2 separate regions of the Mus musculus genome follow, and region 2 is linked to region 1. A link is a contact called in ENCODE Hi-C or POLR2A ChIA-PET data. All regions are on one chromosome and are shown on one strand. The core of a region is the stretch at or near the end of the contact, and the rest is flanking DNA. Distances in the headings are between cores, read along the strand shown.

Region 1 (5,810 bases), core at 511-3,010:
GGAGACAAAGGAGAATTTTTCGAAATCAAATAATCAACAAAATTCTCAAAATAAAATAAATAAAATAAAATAAAATAAAAATAAAAGAGGGAAATGCTGTTCCATTGGCATAAGCAGCAAAGGACAGAGGACTGGGGAATGTACTCTAAGCAAAGGCATCATACGTTCCAAACCATTGCAAGTACCAATTTGTGGACTGAGGTTTACACAGTGTGACCAGAAAGCCTTGTCTAACCTGCTTCTGACCTAGCCATTCCTTCCTGGTGCCACTGAACCCACAGGAGCCTAGCTAAGTTCACATCAGTGCTTCAGAGCATGTTTGAAACTTTGTATTTTAAATATCAAAGTATCATTTTAAAGTTTTTTTCTGAAAAATATTACAAATATGTCCGAATAAACACATTATGTCATATTGAGACAATAGAACATGTGCTTGAAAGTTAAAAAAAAACCAAGTTACTGATATTATTATATTAGTATAAATTTATTATATTATTATAAATATTATTATATTAGTATAAATTTGGAAAATTCTCAAGAAACCTAGAAAGCAAAGATTATACACTTCACAATATGGTCTGAATGTAAATATAATGTCCCCAGCTGGTGGCAATGTTTGGGACTTTATAGAATGAACCTTTGGGTGATAGGCCTAGTTGTAGGAAGTGGGTTACTGACTGGGGACATCTTTAAGGTACTTCTTTCCAAGCATTTGGTTATAGACACAAAAGAAGTAATTAATACTTATATGATTCCATTCTCAGGATGCTTAAACGGGCACAATGAATGTAGCTATAAAACGGAGTGGTAGTTTTGAGTGCATTTGGGGAAGTGGCTGTCAACAGAAATATGAAAGGCCAAAGGAGAACAACTGTAGAAGAGCTCTGGATAGTAACTAAAGTTTTGATTATAAGGGTGTATCACTTTGAAAATAAATCAGTTGTGCATATATTATTTGCATTTGTTTAAACCCATAGCTTGTTCTTCATCATCATCATTATCATAAGCGTCATCATCACCTTTTAAAATCTAAAGTTCAGCAGTCTGAGTAAAAGTCATCAAATTATGGAAACAACAGACCTGAAATGCAGCCCTATTCTCCACCTTCTACTTCTGTTGTCCTCCTCTTTCTCCTCCTCCTTCTTCCCCTCCCTCCCTCCTCCCACTCCTCTTCTTCCTTCTCCTCATCTCCCCCTCCTTTTTCCCTCTCTGTAAAATAGAAAAACTCTACTAGTGGGGCATCTCAAATAAAACGCTTCATTCAATCACTAACCTAGATATACACAAAGGTTCCTCCGACAGTGGCATAAGGCTCTGTATAAAAAAGGTGTCCCTGACCAAGGGGCTTCTGGAACACACCAGCAGGACAGTTCAGCTGCCTGTCATGACTGCCTGCTCCTTGGAGCTGATCGGAGACAGTGAACACGGGAGCTCATATATGGTCTCCACTCTTCCTCACCGGCATGCGCGTGTGCCACACACACACACACACACACCCTCACTTCCACCTCCATAAGTAATGACTGCTCTCCCTTGCTTCAGCTCCTCATTCAGCTTTGCAAGGAGTCCAATCTGCATAAACCATGAAAATAAATCAACCAGGAAAGAGAAAAAAGGCAACCAGACCCAGCCAAGGCCAAACACCCCACCCATGAGGACCAGGTCATTAGGTCCTGCTGAGAGTCCTGGGGTGTACAGAGACTGGATTTGGCCGCAGGAAGTCACCCATTCCTGGGGTCCCTGTCTACCCCACTTCTTTCTCCCTCTGCTTCTCTCCCCACAGTCAACTGTTGGGAAGGTTGTTTTTGTGTTCTCAGCGCCTCCCTCTTCCCCTGCTCAGTTCTCTCCCGCACTGTCTCTTTCTCTCTGGGCTGGTTTAATTTGACACCTTGAGCTTTGGTAACAAGGTGGGGAGCAGAGCAGCCACAGCGGAATTCATTAGGCTCAACACTGCAGGGCCCGCTCTCTGTGCGTTAATGACATCGGAGGGTAGGGAAACGAGACAGCCACCACGCGAGATGAAATAAACATGAGGACTGTCAGCAGTGACAGCCTAAGCAAAGGGGACAAAATGAGCCAGGTAGAGACCTTTCCCGTCCGCACAATGCAAACCGACAGCTTGCAGAGCACCCCCCCCCACAGTCTTCACCCCCTCCTTTCCCTAAAGCTGAGAAGGCGGGGGTGGGGGGGGGGAGTGGTGGAGTAGAGAGACAGAAGTGTGGAAGGGAAAGAAGAAAAGAAAACACAATTAAATTATCATTGTTTTAACATACAAATTTCATTTATCAGCTTAATGTTGGCGGAAACCAAATTCATCACCCTCCTCCACCGTGGCAAGGTACAAGGAGGAGCTTTGGGGGCTGACATGCCTGGGCCTGGTGATGCTTACGGCGACTTCTCTCCCTCCCACACCATGATGTTCTCTTGACTGATTTTTTTTTTCCTGAGCAGCAGCATTTCCCTCACCTTCATTCAACCACTATAACTCCATTGCTCCTGGATTGTTACTAAAGGGAATCCTGGGCGGAGGAGAAAAGAGAAAGGGCAGAGGCAACAAACAGAGAAAGGAAAAAAATGCAACAACAAATGAGCAATGGAGGGGAATACATTCTCTCTCTCTCTCTCTCTCTCTCTCTCTCTCTCTCTCTCTCTCTCTCTCTGTGTGTGTGTGTGTGTGTGTGTGTGTGTGTGTGTGTGTGTGTGTGTGTGTGTATTTGAGGTAGCGACAGAAGGAGAGGGGGCTTGGGAGGAAAATTCAAGAACTGTGCAGTAGTCATGTAGTAGTAGTCATGTAGTAGAAAGGGCAGCACCATGACATAGACATGTAGTAGGTATGTTGAAGAAAAGTCCATCATCGTGTAGTAGACATGTAATAGAAAGGGAGGCAGAAGTTACATTCGTGCTGAGCAAGGCCCTCCGTGTGTATGTGGTCCTGTATCCAGTAACCAGTTGTCGAGAGACAAAGCCAGTTTGTACCACAGGCTGGCTACCTGGCATGGAAGAGTGTGGTGACTGGGATGGCCTCTTCTCCACATAATGCAGAGAGAATAAACTGGCCATCTGCAACCTAAATCACGGCTACCTTCCCTTCCAATAGAAACAGTCTCTCCGTAGGAGTCAAGATAAAGCTGCCCTTTCTTCTTCTTACCTAAGACTCTGGTTGCTCCCACGTATCTCCATCCCCCGAGCATGCACTGGCATCTCTGTGAAAGCCGTACTGCGCTCCCTAAAGCCACATCTCCTCACATTTGGTGTGCAGACCCACACCCGAGACTAGGCCTTCTAGGCCTTTTCCCCGAATCTCGTAACTCTTGATCCTACTTCTAGGAAGGACTTTGGCGAACAAGACCAGTTCCAAATTTAAAAGCAAATATCAGAGTTTCCTTTGCCCACTGACTTCTCCAGCAAAGCTAGCCATGTGACCACTAGGAGGAGAAAGGAAGCCCTGCTAATTTTTGAAGGAGTATGACTGGCCATAATGAGGGAATTCATAAAGGGAAAAAATGTGAAGTCCGGATAGAGGTCACAATGCAAACACAGCATAGGCCCAGGGTGGCCAATCTGAGCTGCAGATGGTAAGTCTGCTCTGTTGTAGGGGCAAAGGAAGCCAAACTGAAAGCTGGATATAGGGTCTGCCACAGGGACATTGGTTGAGAACATTTCACCCTCCCACCAAGAGATGGTCACGTACAACACCTCCAAGGCACGGATATAAAAAGCTAACACAAGAAAGCTGCCCATTTGTTTCACAAATTAGAGAGACTTGACAGATTGGGAGACAGTCCTTATCAACCCAGGGGCCTGTCGACTTTGTCAAGGAAGTCCCAAGTTTAAGGCCTAGTTCTGCCCTGTGTCCACTTCCTTCTCTAGACAGTGTGTACACAAATAAATTGATTTCCCATCCTAAGCACTGTGATCCCATAAGAAAAGCCGTCCATTTATAAAAGTATTCTACATTTAAAAGACTAATTGAAAATGTGATGATATTGCACACACACACACACACACACAGAGAGAGAGAGAGAGAGAGAGAGAGAGAGAGAGAGAGAGAGAATTCATTTATTCAGGAAGACAGAAGGTAAATTGATTACAGAATGCAGTTATATGACAGGGCTGGGTAAGACCCGCAGGCCAGCTATGGATACCACATTCTAGCACATTCTAGAACATTCTAGCACCACCTGAAGAAGCATTCAGGAGACCATGAGGAACACGATGACGACTTCACTTAAGCCTGACACACCAAAAGGAAAGCAGCATATCTGTGACTCCAAAGGCATAGCAGTTACTGTCACAAAAATCATGTTTCCCAAGCTCTTCACAGGATTTTATTTCTTTTGGCCCGGGTCTAATTACAAGCTTGCCCTGAGGCTCTCTCCCTCTCTGTGGTAATCACTGCAGAACTAGCTTTCTTTTCTCATCTTTTCTGGGGCATTTGGAGAAAAAAAAAAAGCCAAAGTCCTTCCCATCAGAGAGGGTGTGGACTAACAAGACCCTTGTCTTTCTGAGAAAGACAGCGTGAACCAAGAAAAGGAGATTTCGAGGGAGATAACTGCCTCCAGGTCTTCTCCGATATTGATAAGCTTGCAGACTTTTCTCAGACTACGTCGTCCCTGTCCCTCTAGGCCTCGGTTTCCCCCTCCTTAAAGGGAGGAGAAACACGGACCTCTGCTTTGTGAAACTAGCCTAAGCGTGCCATCCCTAGAACATGCCTGGCCTGCTATCAAGGCTCCAATGAAGTGGTGAAGAGGGTCTCAACCTTCCTAACACTTTCTACATACAGTTCCTCATGGTGTGGTGACTGCCCCCCCCAACCATAAAATGATTTTCCTTGCTGCTTCATAACTATAACTTTGTTACTGCTATGAATCATAACATGGATATCTGATATGTGACTCCTGTGTGTATGTGTGTGTGGGGGGGGGGGTGTCGTGACCCACAGGTTGAGAAGCGCTGCTGGGATGCAAGCCAGGTAGGGAGGAGGCAGTCAAAGGACACTGCAACAATTCTCCCAGCCTTGCAGTCTGTGGTAAAAAACCAACACGAGCCAAATGGACTCTGAGCACCACACAAATAACCTATGACTTGGTAACCGCGAAGCACAGATCATCTCCTACGCTCTATCCCAGCCCCAGTCATAATCACTCTCCTCAGACATTCTCAGCCTCCCCTCCTCTCATCGCCCTCCCCGAGTCCCCTGAGCAGTATTTCACCCACTCTGGTGCATAACACAATAAGCTGGTCTGCTCTGAGAAAATACTTACGTTCAGCATCAGCCCCTAGAGGTTCTGATTTCATTGTGCCAAGGTAAAACCAAAGCGTTGGTGGTATTTTGTAAAAGTTCCCTAGGTGATTTTAATGTGCAGCCGGGGTTGAAAAGCACTCTATACCAAATATACTTGTTATTGAAAGGTTTATGTATAACATTTAAAAAAAAAAACATCTTTATTGCCATTTTTACTGCCGCAACAACAACTTAGTGGGAGGGTTAGGCCGACTCACCTACAAAGAAAAGCTCTGTTGGCCTCCCTAGAATATCATACCTAGGAGGGGTTTCCTAGGTCACCAGGTCACCTCCATAGCACCCAGGAGGCTCAGAAAGAAAGCCAGCATAGTCCTGACCCAGCCTCAGGTCTTCCCAGCCTGCCTCCTTTGGATACAGTGTCAGCTCTGTGACCTCGAGGGCTCCCCCTGTCCCTCTTCTTCCTCCATTCTTCTCCTCTCAGGGTCTCCTCATCCCCTTCTCTCCTCTGATACTAAAGGCTATTTGAAGTTTTCTATATAGTACTGTGAGCTTTGAGAGAAAAAGG
Region 2 (6,625 bases), core at 3,292-5,791, 84 kb after region 1:
GGGGACTCGCTGAATACACTAAAAATCACTGAGCTGTATTTTGCAAAGGGGTGAATTTCATGGTATATAAAATACATTTCAAACATATGTTTTAAAAAAATAACATGAAGAAACAGTAGCCTGCTGTGTGTCATGAAGCCCATCTCAGTGACAAAGATAGCATTTCTCCTAAATACAGAACATATTGGGAATTTGGGGAGAGGTCACGTGACTCTGGCTTCTTCTTCTTTTTTTTTAAAACAAGTTCCTACCTTGAAGCTCAGTAGGTTGACAGGCACCAACTGGGCATGCTCAGAGAAAATATTTTAACCCTGAGGATGCCTTGTTTCCGGTTGGTGTTGCTGGGCAAACATTATCCACCGTGCAGGCAATTCTAGCTGGCTAGGCGGTAGTTGTCCAGGAAGAACATGATTAAAAGGCCCTGACCTTCCTCTTCATCACTCTGTTCCATGCCCGACTTCTGATGAAACACATCTAATTCTCACTTGCAGAAAATACATGAGAAACAAAAGAAGCTAACCTTAAATTCAGCAATTTTTCCTCTTTCAAGCCTTGGAACTGGCTCACCCTTAGGGACCATCTGGTGCAGGTCTCTCTCTTTCATGTAAGAAAACAGGGCCAGAAACCATAAAACCCACCAGTCATGTCTGTTTCCACTAGGCATATACTACATCGTTTAGTCCTCCCAGTGACCCTTCACCATACAGTCAAGCTTGGGAAGGTACCAGGAAAAGGATGACACACACCCAAGTGTGGGTATCAGCATCTCAAGAGAGAGTCACCATAGCAACACTTTCAGATAAATATCACTGTGACCTTCATTTTATAGAAAAAGGAAAATTGGTCTCAGAGAAGTTTAGCAACCTAAAGAAGGTCACACAGCAAAGAGTGGTAGATCAAGGGGGCTGGCTATAGAAACCAAGTAGTTACCTACCAGCTAGTGTCACAGTTCCTCCTAAAATTAAGAAATCTATCTGTAGTCTGAAAGTTGCTCAGTTGGAAGTATACAAAGAGCAAAAAGCATGAGGCACCCACCCCAATACCCACTTATTGACAAATCTTTCAGGGGCAGATGTAGGTAAAACTATAAATCATAGGCCGAAAAGGATGGACTCTGACCCCACAGAGCCTTTAGGCACTAGTGACCTTCCTCTGTCATCGCCGGGGCAGGCTTTCCAGTCCCATGACAATCTACACCTGAACTTTTTATGCCCAGGGAGCCATTTTCCAAACTGCTAAGAATTGCTGTCTTTGAGATGCCAAGCGAGCAAAACCCAGACACTCCCATGCCCACCCCCATTCCCTGGAACACTAAGCCTCCTCCACCATCTTTAGAGGGCCTCAGGTATGTGTTCCTGCGTGTACAGGGGTCGATGAAAAGGCGCCCTGAGAGAGCTGCTGACAGGGAGCTCAGGGACCCCATGTTTATCTTTACCAACTTTTGTGTTCCCAGATCCCTCCGCACAACCTCAGTGAAGGAACAGCATGATGTGGGAACCCGCGGCTTCCCTTGACCCAGGTGAAGAAGGTAAGAGGAAGGAGTGGATGCCCTGGATGAAAGAAAAAAAGGGGGGAGTGGTTGTCTGTACCCTTAATCCCAGCAGTGGGATGCAGAGGCAGAGGCAGGTCCATCTCTGGGAGTTCAAGGCCAGCCTGGTATACATAACACATAACATGTTCCAGGGCTACAGAGTGAGACCCTGTCTCAAGGGGGAAAAAGACATTACCACTTCCATCTAAAAGATATTCAGAACAAAACTTGAGGTTTGGCTTTCCTAAGGGACACACATCCAAGGTAGGTCACAATAGAAGCCAGGGGCCTGTGAGATACCTCTGACAGTAAAGGTGCTCGCAGCTGAGCCTGACACCTGAGTTCGATCCCCAGGGCCTGCATCGTTGAAAGGCGAGAACCAGTTCCTGAAAGTTGTTTTCTAACCTCCACACATCTGTCATGGCACTCCTCCCTCACCTCCCCCACCCTGCACCCTCACAAATAAATACATAAGTATAACTAAAATAAAATGTTTTTAAAGGTGCCAGAGCTCTACTTTAAAAATTCCCATGATTTTGTGTTTACGTATGGCCAATATCTAGGTTTGGGTTTGTTTACTGGTTCAGGGGTATTTTTGTAATTTTGCCAAGAATGAGAGAACATTTTTGGATATCAACAGAACACAGAGGCAAAGCCTTTAAAAGGCCGAGCCCGGGCTGGGAGCTGAGTCCCGGAATCTCCAGTTGATCTCAGCCCCTCCGGAACTACTCACAGCCCCTAGTCTGCACCTCAGGCACTTCTAGGTCTAATGTTCTCCCTTGCACACGGCCTCTTGCAGAGTCTCCACGCAAACTGTCTCTCAAGTTCTATCCAGGTGAGGAAACAAATAACACACTATTGCCCTCGATCTCTTTTGAGACGCTACGAGCAAATCATACGCTACCCCTCTTCACACTTCTTGGGAGCTCATCTGTCTGGAAACCCACTTTCAAGGAATGGAAAGGCACTGAAATGCCTGGAGACAAGACATGACTTCCCTCCAGTCCACCCGACACCCTCTCAGAGTCACACACACACATACAGCCCGACACTCTCTCAGAGTCACACTGATGGTCTACAGCACGTGTGCCTCACTTGGAAAGCCAGTATCTCGTGAGGGAGGGATGGTTGCTGCTCCTTCCTCTCCTTAGCCCATTCTCCCTGGCATGCAGCCTGAAAGGACCAAATTCTCCACTCCTTAGATGTCTTTTCAAAAAAAACAAAAATTAATAAAAGGTTTTGCAGTTGCCAGGCCTTGAAGGCTAGCATCTCCAATACTCCCACCCAGCTCGGAAAGGGACCCGGTCGGAGGCCTTTCCAGACTGTCTACAGCTATTTCAGTCCAGTTCTGCTCAAGGAGCAAGGTCACTTGTGTCTTTTGAAGTCACACACAGCTTCCTTCCACAGTCAGTCCTCTCTCTCTCTCTCTCTCTCTCTCTCTCTCTCTCTCACACACACACACACACACACACACACACACACACACACACACACCTCTCTAGCTCTTCCTGGGGCAGGGAGAGAAGGAAGTGTCCCATCCTATAACTGCTGTGGTAGTGGCATGCAGGATGGAGAAGGGTGGGAGTGAAAAGAGAAATAAGGGGAAGGGTAAAAAGCCAATCGGCAGCACCACGATGGGGGTGTTAATTGGATACAGACAGACAGAGAGACAAAAGAGGATTAAAAAGGGGGGGGATCGGTTTTTAAACCCTCCTCCAATTATTTGATTGAACTCAAGAGCAGATTACACTTGGTATAAACTTAGCTGAGGAGTGCCAGAGAAAGCTATTAGGTGCTAAAATTCAAATTCACTCACAATTGCAGCTTGCTCCCAGGTGTCTCGGACTCCTCTCTTTAGTAAATAAGGCTCTCTTTTCACCTTTCCTGACTTTTAAACTTATGATTTTTTTTTTTTTGGACAGAGAAGTGTAAACATTTTTTAAAAAGAAAAATTTTAAGTATTTATTAAATATTGCAGATCTTTTTTCCTCCTTCAGAAAATCAACATGTTTGACTTTTTTCTCCTATTCTTCAGTCCCAAGAAACCCATTTTCCAGCCCACGTAGACACAGGCAAAATGCAGCCTATCGCTAACATGTAAAAGGACAAGTGACAGTTCTTTAAAAGGAAATTTGATTGTAAATGACCCAAATTCTGTATTTAAAGCAGCTATGGTCCCAGACTGACGATACAGCTGGAAGGCACATCTGTAAAGTTTGTTGCCGTGGCTCTCAACAGGGTCTGCATGAGGCTGAGCGCAAGCTGTAACCTGAATATTTTGTTGGCATTTTATTTTTTACCTTAGCGTTTATATTTTAAAAGCATAAAGTATCAAAATAAACACTTCCCCACACTCAAAAGCAAAACACTCAAGTTCATCTACTTTTCAAAAATCCCAAAGTAATTTCTGACTTAAATACCCATCAATCAACTATAATTCAGTCCGTGCAGCCTGCCTTAGGTATCATGCACGTGTTTTTTGTTTTTGTTTTTTAAATACCAAAAAGGTTGATCAGGCATCTCTGTAAGTTTTCCTATTTACCTCAATCTTCCAACTAAATCAATAAAACCCAAGAAACAAAAGCAGCAGCAAGCCAACACAACACACCACACACACACACACACACACACACACACACACACACACACACACACACACACCCCAGCTCCTGGCCAGAGTACACAGATCTGCTCTACCCTGAATGGCCTCAGCAAGGCCACTTGTTCAGTGCTGTGGGCCTTGATAGTCCCAATAAGAAAAGTTCCAGGACAGCACAGAAGCATGTGACCTGGTCTTTTAGACCACCTTTTTTTTTTTACTAGTTTTGGAAAAAGAGAGGGAAACAGACAGACAGACAGACAGACAGACAGACAGAAACGGGCACTGAAATGAAAGACTTGTGCAACTTTCCAGACACTTTGCATTCATTACCCCAGGGCATCAAAGGCATGAAGATACACAGGCAGCCCAGATCCTGAACACAGAAATCACACGGTTCTTAGTAATAAAAGCTGATTTTAAACACAGTACTGTCTGCTCTACCACTGACACCTCCGTCTGTTCCCTCTCTCCAGCCTCCCAACACTCAACTGGAAGAATAAAAGCGAGTTCCTGCTCCCCCGAGTCAGGAATCCTCTCCATAGAATCTTGTTTTGTACCCCTCTTCACACAGGAACCATCACTAATTACATTACTTCATAAGCTATCCTTTAAGGCATCCTGTATCAATAACACATAAAACTTCAAATAATATTATTTTTAAGACTCCAACCATATTCATATTGACAATAATTTAAAAAAACAACAACAACAACCAACAAACAGATTAATATCTTCCAACCATAAGAACATCATTTTGGCCAATTCGACAATTTCTCCCCACTTCCACCCCACCCCCGGCACCGTAGCCAATATTAATCATGGGCGAAGTCTTCACTGCGCACCTGAATCGGACCTCTTTTCACAGCCACCCACTTTGATCTACACTACCTCAGCAGGTTTTAATTAGGAGATGAGAATTGAACACTTGGGCCATGATGTACAAGTCGGTGACCTCAGTGGTACCCTTCCCAATAAAAATACAGAATACAGTATCTTTAAAGAGAAACTCTCCTTCTGTCCCTTTAGTTCCGATTCCTTCTTATTGTGACTCTACATTTCATGAACCGAGATTAGAAAACAAAACAAAACTCCAACTTGATGAGAAACAAAACCCGCCATTCAAAGTGAATAACCACAGAAGACTTCAAACGAGAAGGAAAATTAGGAGAGAAGGAGACACATAGGCACACGAGCCCCCGGCTTCCTTCTCTGAGCTAATAGAAAGAAGGAAAGAAAGAAAATAACAAGACAAAATAACAAGAAAAACCTAAGAGGCACACTGAGGAAGAGCTCCTTTGATATCGGTATGCACAATCAATACATCTCTCAAAAGGCGCCTCTCATGGCTAAAACGACGCAATTATCAGCTCTGCAATAAGGTTAGGTCCTGGCACAGGCACCTGGATGATTCAGAGGTCTGGGAAGCCTGTCTCAGGTGCTTTGTCTGCGTGTTCCATCCCCTACAAGCACCATCCAACAAAGGAACTATTTACTAATTTCACAGACATTTGAAAGACCTGAGTAATTGCATATTCAATCAACAGTGACCCCTTGAAAAGATTCTTTTTTTTCTTAACAGAGAAATCCAGAGAGACATTTAGAGAGACCTTTAAAAGGAGAGACGTAAGGAAAGCCACCTTCCGCAGCCTCCCCCCTTCCCATGTGTAACTATCAATGTATATCAACCGAGCATGCAATCATATCTATTGTCACTTTCATTTATGTCATGCCCTTGCTTATATGGTTTAGATATGAATTATTGACTGTTATACACCTTGTTGTAAAAAATAAATAAATATACGGGATGGCAGGTACTTTGCCCGGCTTTAAAGTGGGCGAGAAAGTCAGAGACCAGCAGCCGCTCCCTGTCTGCATGCACCCCCCCAGTCCCTCTTTATGCCCTGGCGTTAGATCGCCTTCCCCACCCTTTCTTCTTACAAGGGAGCGATTTAACCCACTTTGGAAAATTAAGGACCAAGATAAAGAAACAAGAGGACAGTTGCTAAGTGGCCTTTCTCCGCACATCTGTTGTTTAAGAACACCTCTGATTGATGACTGCGATTTTTTAATTGTTGCTTTAAAATTTAAATGCCCTCCTGGGATGTGTTATAAGTGTGTTAGTCTATGATATGAGGCTCAGAAAGTAGCAAAACAAGAGAGGGAATGATCTCTGGATAACATAGTGCCCTAAATCTAAAGAGGGTCGGTCCCTGCTAGAAAAACCAGAGGCCATTCAAAAGCCCGTTCACCTAATATTGAATTGGACATTCCACAAAGGTATTCCAAGACACTCTTTTGAGAACCTCAAGTTGGTGACTCTGTGTAAATACAAAGAACAAAGTGGCCAAAAAAGAAAGGAAACAACAGCTTAGCTCTTACTCCCCTGCCCAACAGCAGGGGTGAGAGATGGGGGTCAGTCATTGTAGACAAAAATCTATTTCTTCAGGAAATGGATTTTTACATTTGTATTTTTCCCCCAAAGGCATATCATT

Evidence for each region. Hi-C counts contacts between places; a loop is a spot of excess contacts on that map. ChIA-PET counts read pairs that join two places held with the same protein, here RNA polymerase II (POLR2A).
Region 2: a map of left cerebral cortex shows a loop between it and region 1 (2.8-fold over the local background). The contact joins two enhancer-like sites. A Hi-C loop is called at or near these places in 1 of 37 maps with a recorded cell type or tissue (left cerebral cortex). POLR2A ChIA-PET finds 5 or more read pairs at or near these places in 4 of 5 experiments (Patski and embryonic stem cell).

What each region holds. Positions count from the first base shown.
Region 1 is chr1:168,340,099-168,345,908 of GRCm38, forward strand. The region is part of intron 2 of Pbx1 (pre B cell leukemia homeobox 1); the gene reads right to left. Among named protein-coding and RNA genes, the nearest start is that of Gm51671, 3.2 kb to the right of the region's middle. Within about 2 kb of position 1,761, at least 1 of the 3 ENCODE cell types and tissues checked has a DNase peak (open chromatin) inside an H3K27ac peak, as active enhancers do; it is left cerebral cortex, where a contact is called at or near this core.
Region 2 is chr1:168,420,994-168,427,618 of GRCm38, forward strand. All of the region lies in intron 2 of Pbx1 (pre B cell leukemia homeobox 1), which reads right to left. Among named protein-coding and RNA genes, the nearest start is that of Pbx1, 7.9 kb to the right of the region's middle. Within about 2 kb of position 4,542, at least 1 of the 3 ENCODE cell types and tissues checked has a DNase peak (open chromatin) inside an H3K27ac peak, as active enhancers do; it is left cerebral cortex, where a contact is called at or near this core.